Linked DNA regions of Homo sapiens: region 1 is linked to region 2. Evidence: chromatin contacts called from ENCODE Hi-C or POLR2A ChIA-PET data. All regions are on one chromosome and are shown on one strand. Each heading gives the region's core, a stretch centred on a gene start or an enhancer-like site at or near the end of the contact. The rest is flanking DNA. Distances are from core to core; before and after follow the strand shown. Region 1 overlaps RAF1 (Raf-1 proto-oncogene, serine/threonine kinase). Region 2 overlaps SYN2 (synapsin II).

Region 1 (4,342 bases), core at 861-3,360, 450 kb before region 2:
CATGAGCCACTGTGCCTGGCTGCCCAGCTAATTAAAAACAATTTTTTTGTAGAGTTGATGTTCCCCCTCAGTTGCCCAGGCTGATCTGGAATTCCTGGGCTCAAGCACTCCTCCCACCTCGGCCTCCCAAAGTGTTGAGATTACAGGTGTGAGCCTGACCCTAGGTTATATTTTTGTGTTTCATTTACTATTTTATCCTCTGGCAAAATAGCAGGGTATAATTTAGAGCTTTAATGAATTAATGGTGTAACTAACAGTGAAAACTGTGTGTGTGTGTGTGTGTGTGTGTGTGTGTGACAGTCTCTGGCCCCCATGCTGGAGTGCAGTGGCACGATCATAGCTCACTGCAGCCTCAAACTCCTGTGCTCAAGTGATCCTCCCGCCTCAGCCTCCTTAGTAGCTGAGACTAGAGGCATGTGTCACCATGCCCAGCTAATTTTGTTTTATTTTTATAAAGATGAGGTGTCACTCTGTTGACCAGGGTGGTCTTGAACTCCTTGGCTCAAGCCATTCTACTGCTTTGATTTCCCAAATTACTGAGATTACAGGCATGAACCACCATGCCTGGCCAGGGAAAAATTTTAAACATGTCTTTCTTTTGAGAAAATTATTATTGAAAAGTTGGTTAAAAGTAATTTCTGAAGAACAAATGATATTATCAGTTTTACAGGTGTCTTACTGTAACTCTTAGAAGTTGTTAAAGTTTACTATTGAGCGCACCACTAAAGACTAGGGAATTTTTCTTTTTCTTTTCTTTCTTTCTTTTTTTCTGAGACTGAGTTTTGCTCTTGTTACCCAGGCTGGAGTGCAATGGCGTGATCTTGGCTCACTGCAACCTCTGCCTCCTGTGTTCCAGCAATTCTCCTGCCTCAGCCTCCCAAGTAGCTGGCATTACAGGCATGTGCCACCACGCCTGGGTAATTTTGTATTTTTAGTAGAGACTGGGTTTCTCCATGTTGGTCAGGCTGGTCTTGAACTCCCGACCTCAGGTGATCCGCCCACGTCGGCCTCCTAAAGTGCTGGGATTACAGGCGTGAGCCACCGCATCCGGCCGATGGGAATTTTTCTATTTGAAAGCCATTGACTCCAGAAGGAAGTGTAGGGGAGCTGGCTGAATCAGATGGTTACTTTTTTTTTTTTGAAGCAGAATCTCACTCTGTCACTCAGGCTGGAGGACAGTGGTGCGATCTCGGCTCACAGCCACCTCTGCTTCCTGGGTTCACATGATTCTCGTGCCTCAGCCATCTGAGTAGGGAATACAGGTGTGCACCACCACATCCGGCTAATATAGATGGTTACTTCTTGAAACTGCTTTGGTAAGATGTAAACTTGGGGGAATACCTCTTCTCTTGAGGACACATCTCCTCTGCCAAATGAGTGATGCCAGTGTGTAGAATGAATGATTCACTTATATTCTGTGTCCTTATCTTTGAGGAGGGCTAATTTTTTTTAACCACTTGTTGAATATGCAAGATTTACTGTGAAAATTAATGCCTTTAGTATGAAAGAGAAATTAGTGTGGAAATTGTTAGTGTTTCCAGGTGATTTTTTTCCCCCTTCCTTCCTACTTCATTATGTAGCTTTTTTTTTTTTTTTTTTAACTTCGCTGTTACTTGGCTATCTGAATAATCATTCCTAAACCATATTTTATTTGTACATTGTGTGTTTTGGTACTTGTGTTAATGGTGTACTTTGAATACACATCTGTTTATTTTAAAAATCAGCAGTTGCTGACTAGATGAAGAAAACAATGACTGATTTGAAGGTGAAAAGAAAAACTCGGGTTAAAAAAGAGTCCAGACAATGTGATTTAAAATGAAAATAATTTAAGCTTATTTGTGGTGAGAGTTAAAAATAAAGTTGGCTCCAGGTATCATTTGTGGAACTGATTTGTTTTAGCATAATTGTTTTTGAACTAGCTCGTTTTTAACTTGTATTTTTAAAGTTACACTTTTAAAATGTAGGAGTCTGTTTTGTAAACTTGTACAGCCCCTGCTAACTTTTAGAAGAGTAGAGTGGCTTATTTCTTCATGTGTGTTTATTCTGGGCTGTCATCTGATGAAGTTACCAGTTTGTGGTCAGAAATTGAGAAAGAGGAGTGAGGAAACGAAAAATATTGACACGTACACATCACCTTGCAGTGCATGAGAGTGCCCTTTTGGACTGGTTAGGAAACTAACATTTGAGCATATTTGCTCAGCAGAAACTTTTTATGTGTGAAAGTTATTTTTTTTCCAGTGTTGTGACCACTTAAAATTTATTTATTTGTTTTGTTTGTTTGTTTGTTTGTTTGAGACAGGGTCTCACTCTGTTGCCCAGGCTGGAATGCAGTGGCACAATCATGGCTCACTGCAACCTGGACCTCCCTGGGCTCAGGTGATCCTCCCACTTCAGCCTCTTGAATAGCTGGGACTACACATGTGCTACACCGTGCATGGCTGATTTTTTGTAGAGATGGGGTTTCTCCATGTTGTCCAGGCTGGTCTCAAGCTTCTAGGCTCAAGCAGTCTGCTTGCCTCAACCTCTCAAAGTGCTGAGATTACAGGGGTGAGCCACCATGCCTGGCCTGAATTTCTTTTTTTTTTTTTTTGAGATGGAGTCTCGCTCTGTCGCCCAGGCTGGAGTGCAGTGGCGCGATCTCAGCTCACTGCAGCCTTCGCCTCCTGGGTTCCCGCCATTCTCCTGCCTCAGCCTTCCGAGTAGCTGGGACTGCAGGTGCCCGCCACCACACCAGGCTAATTTTTTGTATTTTTAGTAGAGACGGGGTTTCACCATGTTAGCCAGGATGGTCTCGATCTCCTGACCTCGTGATCTGCCCGCCTCGGCCTCCCAAAGTGCTGGGATTACAGGCGTGAGCCACCACGCCTGGCCGGTAATGAAGATTTTAATAATGACTTTAAAAACCAGGCACAGTGGCTCACTCCTGTAATCCTAGCACTTTGGGAGGCCAAGGTGGGTGGATCATTTGAGGTCAGGAGTTTGAGACCAGCCTGGCCAACACATTGAAACCCTTTCTCTACTAAAATCACAAAAATTAGGCTGGGCGTGGTGGCTCACACCTGTAATCCCAGCGTTTTGGGAGGCTGAGGCAGGTGGCTCCTGAGGTCAGGAGTTTGAGACAAGTCTGGCCAACATAGTAAAACCCGTCTCTACTAAATATACAAAAAATTAGCCGGGTGTGGTGGTGTGTGCCTATAATCCCAGCTACTCGGGAGGCTGAGGCAGGAGAATCATGTGAACCCGGGAGGTGGAGGTTGCAATGAGCCGATATTGTGCCATTGCACTCCGGCCTGGCAATAGTGTGAGACTCTGTCTCAAAAAAAAAAAAAAGACAAATACAAAAATTAGCAGGGCGTTGGTGGTGCGCACCTGTAGTCCCAGCCACTCAGGAGGATGAGGTAGGAGAATTACTTGAACCTGGAGGCAGAGGTTGCAGTGAGCTGAGATCGTGCCACTGCACTCCAGCGTGGGTGACAGAGGAAGACTCCACCTCAAAAAAAAGACTTAAAAGAAACCGGTAATATCGTTATTATATTTCTGCCTGTCTTAATTCTTTATCCATTTGCTGTAGATTATAATGTTAGCTGCATGAATGAAAGATTATATTTTTCCAGCTACTCAGGAGGCTGAGGTGGGAGGATTGCTTGAGCCCAGGAGTTTGAGGCTACAGTGAGCTATGATGAAGCTACTGCACTTCCAGCCTAGGTGACAAAGGGAGACTCCGTCTCTAAAAAACAAAGATTAGATTTTTGATACACCATCTATTAGTATATTATTTAATGAGTAAAAAGAAAGGATAAGTTATAAAAAAGCATTAAGAATATGACTGCTCTAATGAATTTAAGCTAAATCCTTTGTTGTTTAGAAGTGAAGTAAAAATCTCTTAAATATGAAGAAAAATTTTAATTGCTTGTGATATATAAGACATGGTATATACAGTCTTTTTCTTTCCTCCACACAGAGGTCTGATGCATTATTTACAAACAATATTTATTTAAAAGTAATGTAATAAGCCAGGCACAGTGGCTCATGCCTTGTAATCCCAGCTCTTTGGGAGGCTGAGCTGAGACGCTGCTTGAGGCCAGGAGTTCGAGACTAGCCTGGGCAACATAGTGAGACACCCCCCTCACCCCACCCCACCTCTACAAAAAAAAGATTAAATAAATACAGTACAGTACAATAATTAGGAACTCTTCTAGATAGCTCTTAAACTTCCAGCCTGGGTTTTTCTGAGTTCAGTGCCTAAAACTCTTAACCACTACATTACTGTATTCCAAAAATTAAGTCCTAGGTTTCAAAGTACAGATCAACTGTGAAAAACAAACAAAAATTTTAAAGGTAA
Region 2 (4,713 bases), core at 324-2,823:
CTACATAATCAATTAGCTAATAACTAGCAGAGCCTGGATTTAAACTCAATTTGATTCCAAAACCCAGGCTCTTTCCACTAGCCAACACTATCTCTTCCCTTTGCCTCCTGGCCTCTGTGAAATGATTCCATAAGTCTCTCTCACCCTGGAGGGCCCCCAAATATGAAACCCATTTCATTTATTTCAGGAAAGGCAATGTTCCCAGTGGCCCACCAGACACTTAGTGTTGAGACTCATTTGCTTCTATTACTAACTCCCTTTGTAACCTTGGCAAACTCCTTAAGTTGCCTGGGCCTTGATGCAACTAGATGCAACTTCCAGCTGTAAAACTCAGTGACTGAATTCTGTGCACCCAGCCCAGTCCCGGCAGGTGGCGTGCCTCCTGTCCTGTGGGCTGTGCACAGCTCACCTCCAGGGTGCGGTCTTCTCTGAGCTCCTGAGCTAGAAGCTTGCCCCACTGCAACAGCATATGCTGCTTGTGGTCCATTTTACACTTGCCTGGCTCATCTTATTCATTCTCCTTTCATATCTTACCTGAACTCATCTGCATTCCTCATATATTTTATTTAACTCCTACACAGTATTCCAATTTATGAATAAACCATATATTTTAATTCCCCACGAGAGGTGGTTATTTCCAGTCTTTGCACAAAGAGTGCTGTGACCAATATTCTTTTACTTGGTTTCTTATGTACATGTGCAAGAGATTCTCTAGAGTAAATGTTCAGAAATGGAATTGCTGAGTCATAGGGTTTACGCATGATTGCCAAATTGTTCCCTGAAATGGCAGTACCAACATGCACCCCCATTAGCAACGTGTAAGACTTCCTTCTGCTTCTCATATCCTCACCAATACCTATCAAGCTTATTTTTTTTTTCCAAACTAACATTTTGACTGCATTTGACTTAATGCATTACATTTTCTTCTTTATATTTACACATCTTCCCTACTGGGCTATAAACTTTGTAAGGGCCGAATCCTTGCTTAATTCATTTTTATATTCCTCTCATAAAATTTATGGCGCTAAATAAAATAAGGGGTTGTGAACAAATCAATAAAATACAGAATTAATTTATCTTGACCCAAGATGATGATGAGTTCCATGTGGGCAGGGATGAGGCTTTCTACCTTTACTAATCTGGGGTGAAGACATAGGTAGGGAATCCCCATAAACTGCAGAGGTGGTTGCACAGTGGTCAAAGCTGGCCTACAGACAAGGCTTCAAGATCTGTAGAAGACTGCAACCAATCTTTCAGAGATCTTAGCTGTAGATAATTTTTATCACAGTATTCACTGAATATTTATTGATGGTTGTTGAATAGCCAACTTCCCAGTCTCTGGGGCTGTCTTTTTTAAGTAGCAAGAAGGCTGTTTCTGAATGGAACTTCCCCACCCCCAGCCCCACCCCATTACTAAGGGCTGGAGAGAATCCATATGTCCTTCAGACCAGGGTGCTGCCTGACCTATGGTAAATGCCTCTCCTTTTTGTCACTGCAGCATTTCCAGGCTGACTCATTTTCTAAATAAGCCACTTGTGGTTTTTGGTCTGACATCACATGTGGAAGAATGAGTAATTTTTTAAGAACCAGAATTATATTCTATCAGAATAAGAAACATTGTGTATGTTACTCATGGTTTTAGGACAAGGGGTCAACACTGGTCACAGATGTCCTAACTTTCTCCCAGTCCTTCTTTCCCTGGGGTCAGGGGATGGAGAGAGAATGTAAAGAGGTGGATATGCTGTAAATTTTTGTGTGCACCTCTTATCACACTGTGTAAAATTTAATACAATTGTCTTGTTGACTTTGCTAGATTAAATAAAAGTAATATGGCAAAGTAGCTCAGGCCATGAGTTCTGCTGCTGCACTGCTTAGGTTGGTTCAAATCCCAGCTCTGCCACTTGCCCAGCTGAGTGACCCTGAGTGAGTTATTGACCTTGATGTGCCTCCATTTCTCATTTATAAAATAATAACAGCACCTACCATATAGGCTTATTATAAGGAACACATAAGTTGATGAGCATTAAGTATTTAGAATAGTGCCTGACTATGGAAGTGTCAGCAAATATTCCTATGAATCCATCACAATGTTTATGTTTATCGTAAGTGCTCAATAAATGTTTTGACTAAATGAATGACTTCTCTTAAAACATATTTGGAATCGGGGATAGAAGCAATGGCTAGTGGCAGACTCTTGGTTTGTGAAGGGGGTCAGAGTATGCTACCTCAAAATATGCCACTTTGGCATATTGTTTATGTTGAGCTGAAGGCAACAGAACAACAACAGATGCAGGAAAGGTTTTCCGACTTCCCCCTTCCTGTCTGAAGCAGGACTAAAACTTCTTGTGGGAAGGGTGCCTCTCCCCCAGAAGGAAGAAGGGAACAAACATTCTTATCACCAGAGACAGGGAGTTGACACTGAGATGAATCTCCACAGACAAAACCTTACTAAAACTTGTAACCCTTCTCTCCCATTAGTTTCTCCCATATATTTCCTACTTTCCCACAATTTACTGGCTGACTAGCCCAGACGCCTTTGTTTTGTCATATCGTCACAATTTATCATTCTTTGTTTAAAATGGTATACAAGTTTTGGGCTTAACAGCTTGGGTCTTCATTTTCCTTATGAAGATTCCCACGTACGCATAAAAATATTAAATAAAATGTGTATACGTTTGTCCTGTTCATCTGTCTTATGTATGCTTAATTTTCAGGCCCAGCCACAGAACGTTAAGAGGACATCTGCCTCCCCTACAGCTGGAAACAGAAGGAACTCTAAAGGTCAATTGCCTTGCGCCCAGGTACCCCACGCATTGGTTTGGTTGGTTTGTTCCTTAGTTATGTGTGTTGTGGGAGGAGGGCTCTCACCCCCCAGGGGTCACTCAATGGGAGGTTCTACTTCCTGTTTTCTAAGTGTAAGAAGAGGGTACGGTGCTCAATCCTTGAACTGTGAAAACAGAGAATGAGTAAGAAAGGAGACCCTGGTTCTCGGAGAAATTCATTCTCTGACCTTGCAGCATCTACTGCCCGTGAAGAGAAGTTAAGATAGTGGCATTTGGAGGAGGTTATCTTGTTGAGTTAGTAGGATGGGTGTCATGTGTAGGAAATTATCTAGATACTTATTAACATTCAGATATTAACATTTTAATATATGGATTTTTTATTGGTGCAGATGTAGTGTTTATCTTCACAGCATCCGTGGTCTTTGGGAAAATATACTTGAGTATCAGGGAGTCATGAAGCAGCCAGAGTGAAATCCCTCAGAGCCCACCCTCAATTGCAGGCCTCTTTAGGATGCCTTCGTTGAGATCTGTGGGAGCCTGGTTGTCAGAGCAGGTTGGTCCAGCCTCATTGGCACCACCATGTGGGCCTCAGCTGAGGAGCTTGATGATAGACCAGGCAAGTGAGTCTAAATTGACTCCTCCGGGAGCAAGGGTTCTGTGCTTATTTGAAAGGTTACAAAGTCCGTAATATAGGTAGAAACGCTGAGTTGCTGAAGGAAGGCTAGGTGTCTTGGAGGAGACAGATTCACTGGGGAGGTGCGAGGAGGCCCAGAAGTGGTATGTAAAGGACAGACACATTCTCAAACACTTGCAAACACATGTACACCTGCAGTCACACACACAAACTGACACAAACAGCTTCACACACCTAGATTTTTCACTCCCTACACTCAAGCACACACACACACACACCCCTCATGGACACTCTCTCAGCCTAAAGGGTGGCCAAGGGGTCAAGACCTCATGGCTGAATCAAATGTTGGTGAATGCTGCTGCTTTTATTACACCAAAGGTCTTAACGTTTATTAGGAGATGAACACAAAGCTTGGCATACTGCTGTCATAGTGGCATGCATTCTCCTCTATAGTGCAGCTCTGGAGTTCAAGGTTACTGCAGATTGCACATAAGAACCACTCTTCAGAGGGGAGAAAAGGGGAAACTGCAGATCCTTGTTCTCCCGAATATCAGCAGACTCAAGGTGCTTCACCACCACAGCAGCCTAAGATCTTGTAAGTTGGGTGGGTGTGCTTTAAACAGTAACACAGGTATGACAAGGGATCCAGGTCGGGGAAAGTTCCTAAAACTTAGGGCCAAGAGTACTTTTGGGGAAGTATATACTTCCCAAACAGGTATCACTGAATGGGGGCGGGGCATGCTTAGCACTGCAACTGAGCTAGGTTAAGCTGCCAGGAGTCCACGATTAATCCTGGTTTCACAGGGAAGAATAAGACATGATGGCACTGTCACAATAAGGCCACTAAACTCACAGCGAACGATGACTTCAGAAGGAAGCTCTCATGACTACAGGGAAGCAGCTCTTTCCTCTCTGATGCCAGGTACCCCTTGCTGGGTAGGCACCTGCCCTGAGACTGTCAAATGGTCCTTTCTGGGCTGCACAACATCACTTAGTACAACAGAGCAGAGGAAGGGACCACACACGTCAAGGTCATGGGACATAACCACCAAGCTGGCTGACTGTTGTTGGTGAATGTCTTAGATGCCTTTCCCGGTTGGGCTGGGTGCCCCGTGTGTCTGAAGAGCTAATCTGAAAAGAGGCTGGCAAAGGACTTCCTCAAGCTCCGGATGGTCTCTGCTTTGGCTTCATCCTCATTGGCTGAAGACCGGAAGAAGGAGGACTCAGAGAAGCTGAAGGCATTTGTCAGGGACTGCGACTTGCTTGAAGATAAAAACCAGAGAGAATGTGAGAGGG

The links. A loop is a pair of places that touch in the nucleus more often than their neighbours do. ChIA-PET counts read pairs that join two places held with the same protein, here RNA polymerase II (POLR2A). Pooled maps may share reads with other maps.
Region 1: a loop to region 2 is called in a map with no recorded cell type, with 7 times the contacts of the local background. The contact joins two enhancer-like sites. A Hi-C loop is called at or near these places in 5 of 37 single-sample maps with no recorded cell type and 6 of 50 pooled maps. POLR2A ChIA-PET finds 5 or more read pairs at or near these places in 1 of 52 experiments (WTC11).

The regions. Positions count from the first base shown.
Region 1 is chr3:12,645,544-12,649,885 of GRCh38, reverse strand. The region is part of intron 1 of RAF1 (Raf-1 proto-oncogene, serine/threonine kinase); the gene reads left to right. Among named protein-coding and RNA genes, the nearest start is that of RAF1, 16 kb to the left of the region's middle. RefSeq lists an enhancer at 1,109-1,158. Within about 2 kb of position 2,110, at least 5 of the 41 ENCODE cell types and tissues checked have a DNase peak (open chromatin) inside an H3K27ac peak, as active enhancers do.
Region 2 is chr3:12,190,456-12,195,168 of GRCh38, reverse strand. It overlaps SYN2 (synapsin II), which reads right to left. Exons shown (of 13, transcript NM_133625.6): 13 at 3,137-4,679. The coding sequence ends at 4,544. Among named protein-coding and RNA genes, the nearest start is that of TIMP4, 34 kb to the right of the region's middle. RefSeq lists an enhancer at 279-328. Within about 2 kb of position 1,573, at least 13 of the 41 ENCODE cell types and tissues checked have a DNase peak (open chromatin) inside an H3K27ac peak, as active enhancers do.